Regions from separate parts of the Homo sapiens genome. Here region 1 is linked to region 2. Evidence: read pairs that join two places in POLR2A ChIA-PET (ENCODE). Cell type or tissue: OCI-LY7. All regions are shown on one strand.

Region 1 (2,500 bases), 54 kb before region 2:
TTTTTTAGAGGCAGGGTGTTGCTCTGTCGCCCAGGATGGAGTGCAGTCGTGAGGTCACAGCTCACTGCAGCCTCGAACTCCTGGACTCAAGTGATCCTCCCATCTCAGCCTCCCAAGTAGCCAGGACTATAGGCACATGCCACCATACAGGACTGATTAAAATAATATTTTTTGTAGATTATATAGAATACTGCCACATACTTTACATGGTATGAATCACACACTGAATCATAAAGTCTCGTTAAATTTATTGGTTATTCAAAAAAAAAGTGTTATCACAGTATCACTCAACCTCTTTTCCCAACCTTTCCATATGCAAATAGTTCAATACTCTGCTTTGGAAGAAAATTTGCTTCTAATACCAAAATAGGAACCCTGTAGCTCAATTGCAACTTCACTGCCTTTCTCCTGCTCAATCTGCTAATTTCATCTGGCAAACTCATCTTTTGATTACTGCACTGTAATAGCTAAGAAAGACAGAGCCCACTTGTAGGGTGAATATAAGTACTTTATTTCATGGTAATAAATGATTTAGCATACCTTACCACCCAAAGAGTACTAAAGGTCCCATAACAAATGGCACCATCTGGAATTTTAAATTTGTCTGTCCCATACAAGAATGGACATGAGAGGAGACAGACAGGATGGGAATTCTCTCTAAGACACAGCTATCAGGTCCAATCTCAGATTTGTGATGTACTTGTTCATATTCTTGCCCTCAATGTTTCCAACACCCAGATGATCTACATGACTGTAGCTGTTTAAGTAGCATGATAACTAAGGTGCATCCTGGGATGGCTTACTAGTGTGTATGTGTGTGTGTAAGCTATTTTGTGAACATAAAATTTCCTAAGCTTCTGACAATCTCCATGTTGCTGTCTACTTTTCCATACTGTCAATGTCAGGAATTCACATATATTTATAATGACACTACCACTGAGGCCATATATCCTTTTTTAAATTACCTGTATTCTATATATATCATGATCCAATGCTTGAAAATATGCTATATCTTTGCCACTGCTTAATATTGGTTATAAATTTTGTCCCCCCGCCCTCAGTATTGTTTAAAATGCTGCCGAAATGTATTGCCCTGTCCTTAAAGAATAGGTGGAAATAGTGTCTCAACTCACCAGCCATTCCAAAGTTAAGCTGAGGCATTTCTTCAGTCTTTGCTTTCTTGGGGCTTGGCAAGTCTCTTGAAGAGTCAGATGGGAAGGCCCAAAGTTTCTTTCGTGGATTGACAGTGGGTGTTGGGGATTTCACAGGCTTGTTTGTGGTAGGACACCATTTGTAGCCAGGATTTGCTTTCATAAATGCATCCTTATACTATAAATAAAACGACAGACAGCAGATTTTAATTAACAAATAGATTGAAAAAGTTCTAAAGGCTGTCACCCCATTCCCCTATTTAGATACCAAGTGAGAAAAACAATTTCAGTGACTTCTGTGGCTCTCCTTGTAGAAGAATGACAATCTCAGCATAGGGTTCTAGAGATAGGACATGGAGTTATCTAATCCATTTGTGGGATAAGGATTCAGAAGCTGTATACTTTGTGTTATTTAATCCTCAACTTTAAAAAATAGTATCCAAAAAGCTTTCTGACCTCGGTGGGGAAAGGGAGTTGTTTATAATGGAATGAGCCTAGGGCTCTGGAGACAGAAGCAGGTTCAAACCCTCAAACTTCCACTTAGGGCTACAGTAACCAAGAGAAGGTAGCTTCTCTGGGCCTCAACCTTAGATTCCATAAACTGAGAATAATACCACCAGTGCCTAGGGTTATTGGAAGCAGTGGTGCATAGCACATCACTCATATCTTTAGCTAGCTGTAGACATTAAGCAAGTTGTTAAACCTTTCTCAGCCTCAATTCCTCTACTTATAAAGTGTAACCACACTTGCCACCATGCCAGGGGTCTGTAATGAGCATACATAACTGAATGGATAAATAAGCTCTAAGAGCACTGATATGTGATGTTGCAATAATCCATCACAAATTTTGTCTTACTTGGAGGTTTCAACCTTCACTGACAACATCTTTCTCCTTCATTTTTCTGTGGCTTGCTCCTGTTACCGTTTCTCTCAATTCTGCTACCTCTTATCTCTTGCATGACAATAACGTGAAACAAAATACATTTATTGCTATTCGTTACATATTTCCAAAAGTTATCTGTTAAGAATGTATTTTCCACATATTCTTCAATTTTTATTATTGCTAGACATTTTATTAAATTAATATTCATTCAATCCCATAAGCTTGCCTTTTAAAATGGTAACTTAATGTGTGACATGAACTAACTATAACTTCCAAACAGCTTTTAATTTTACCCAATAGTTTGAAAAAGGTCCTTTATCCTTGCTATATACTTTCCTTATACCAAGGATATACTTTTTTTCTATCATTTCCCTTTAAATCATATAAATGAAAACTGTAATATAGATAATTATGCAATGTTAATTGACAATGGTGTAGAATTATTTCACATTATCTTAACTCAAAG
Region 2 (2,500 bases):
CAAACTCACTTGTTCTAAATAAGCTATGTCTGATATTTAGAAATCAGTATAGTGTTTCCAGCAAAGCTGTGAAAGTGGTACCATGTCCCTACATGTACACAGCTGTAAAGGCTCCTTTTACCATCAGGGTGGCAGTAACACAAGTTATGATCAATTAAATGGTATTAATGAAACCAATTAATGTAGCATAAATACATAAGGCAAAATGGAAGACTGATATCCAACCAAATGTTTATTTATAGTATTAGTCTATGATAATTCAGATACAATTTATAATTAAACTTAATCAGATGAAATCCACATCTATCTAAATTACCTTAGTTATAGACTCATTGTTTTGTTTTCTTTTGATCTTTGGAAGCAGATTCTATAATTTTTTTTAAAAGCTTCTAATTTTCTAGATATTTTCAGATTCCCACATTGTAAAACAGAAATTATCAATTTATTTGGAGGGCATTCCTACTGTGTGATAATAAAAAGTTTTTATTTTAAAAAGTTTTCTGTAGCCTATCATAACTGGCTTCCCTAGGAAAATTCTCCATTTGTCACTGCTATTTCTGGTGTCATATTTAATTTATAGGATAGTTTAAAGAGCTACTCTTCTAAAAATGAAACCCTTCAATATAGACTTGATAGGGACTGCAAATCCAGCCCCTGGAGATCATCTTGTCCCCCAATTCACAGATGACAATAAAAAGACCCACAGGAGTTAAAGGTTAGCTCAAGTTCACCAAACCAATTAGTGGCAGAGTTAAGCTCTGGGTCTCTTGACCACAAAATCAGAACTCTTTCCGCTATATCATACTGCCTTTTTATTCTTCCCCAAATAGTAACAGAATGTCTCCTTTAAAAGCTTCTTAAGGTACTATAGTTTCATTTTTGATCTAAAAGGTCCATGAGGGAACTGCTGCCTAAGTGTATCAGACACAAACGACGGTATTAAAACTGAGCTCCTCCATGATCATGAGAAGAGAGGGGCAAAGCAGCTTCTGTAGAGCAATCCAGATCAGTGGTTTTGACAAGGGGACTGAGAGACAACAGAACAGACTCATCAGTTATTGAAGTGAGAATCTGTGTTGTTTACTAAGAGGGCACAAGGAGCTGCTTCTGCTTCCCATCAGCACAGTCCTTAAACTAGCTGAGGCTGAGGGAGCACGATTTCCTCCGCAGGTGCTCAAAACATGATGGCCAAAAAACAGAAGTTCACAAACTAACCCTCAGTATCTGAGAAGAAAAGCTCTGATTTCCGTCAAAACTGCCATCTTTTGCCTCTCATCATATCACAGAGTAAGGACAGATACACTATACATTCTTTCAGCTCTGAACCCTTTCCAGTCTCCAGGGTCTGAAACTTTAATCTGGATCTTCCTATCAGATTAATGGCAGTTGACACCATTTATGGTATAGTTAAAATGTCCTTTCTTTCTTCTGCAACTTATTTCTTACAATTCATAAACCATATTCTGACATAATAAATGCACACATAAATGGAAGTCTGAAAACTTGGACTCTGTAAGCAGGAGCATGCCTTAGCTAAATCATCTAACCTGTCAATCTCAGGTTCCCTCTTTCGTGTCTGGAGATGGCTGGCCCCTACATTCTAAATTACTCTAAGCCTGTTACTTCTTAAAAACACTCTGCAACAAATTCAACACAATAGAACTTACCAGGCCTTGCCCTAACACTACCTCTTAGCAAAGGCTTTAACAGAAGTCTGAGGAGTGTAGTGATAGGACCAAATCTAAAAGGAGTTCTTTGTAAGATCACATGTGAATTGCTTTTGAGAAAGTCTCTTTAGATGTCTTACTTTGGCTCCTCTTCTATACAAACTGCTGTGGGAGCCTAAGAAAAGCAGCTTTCAAACATGCAAGTACACAGATTTGGTACTGCTGCCGCCAGGCTGCAACCGCTGCCAGGGGAAAGAAGTGAGTCAAAGCAATTCTACGCATCGCACGCCTCAATGTCTTCCCTTCACTTGGCAACAATACACTGGGATCAGTCATCCAGCTAAATGTCCAGAGTCCCAAAGTCATTACTAGCGCAAGGGTTTCTAGTCTAAAACTTCCAAGGTGATATAAAAGTTTAAAATCAGTACAAAGGAGGTCTTTTTATGTTACTACTAAACGCCTGGAATAATCTGTGAAAAATTAGAAGGGTAGTGAGACAATGACTTAGGAATCCTACAATGTGTGTGTTAGAACTTTCAGACACACCTTTCTGGCTCGAAGGCGTTACGGTACTTACTAAAAGAATCAAGAAGAATCAAAAGGCAGTTTTTGGTATTAGTTACATAGTCAGAATTTCCAAAGATATTTACATGTGAATGCCTAATTTTCAGGCTCCTCTGACATGTATTTCCAATTTTTAAGGGACTACAGATGATTTACTGACACGTTCTTTTCCCTTGAAAAATGTATCATCACAAGTGTTATTAATGGTTTGCGTCAAATTCTATCATATATGTTTGAATGCATTTTTTTTCTAAAGAGAGTGATTAATT

The links. ChIA-PET counts read pairs that join two places held together with the same protein. Peaks named below come from ENCODE experiments on the same cell type or tissue, not always from the same donor. Only the 100,000 strongest peaks of a DNase experiment are listed, where the experiment ranks them.
Region 1: POLR2A ChIA-PET joins it to region 2 with 5 read pairs; 6 of 35 experiments call an interaction of 5 or more read pairs at or near these places.

What each region holds. Positions count from the first base shown.
Region 1 is chr3:107,727,594-107,730,093 of GRCh38, reverse strand. It overlaps BBX (BBX high mobility group box domain containing), which reads right to left. Exons shown (of 18, transcript NM_001142568.3): 6 at 1,134-1,329. Among named protein-coding and RNA genes, the nearest start is that of LINC00635, 150 kb to the left of the region's middle. In OCI-LY7, no CTCF peak of the experiment used is centred here; no DNase peak of the experiment used is centred here.
Region 2 is chr3:107,674,004-107,676,503 of GRCh38, reverse strand. The region is part of intron 3 of BBX (BBX high mobility group box domain containing); the gene reads right to left. Among named protein-coding and RNA genes, the nearest start is that of BBX, 150 kb to the right of the region's middle. In OCI-LY7, no CTCF peak of the experiment used is centred here; a DNase peak (open chromatin) is centred at 1,143; H3K4me3 peaks cover 1,252 bases; H3K27ac peaks cover 1,628 bases.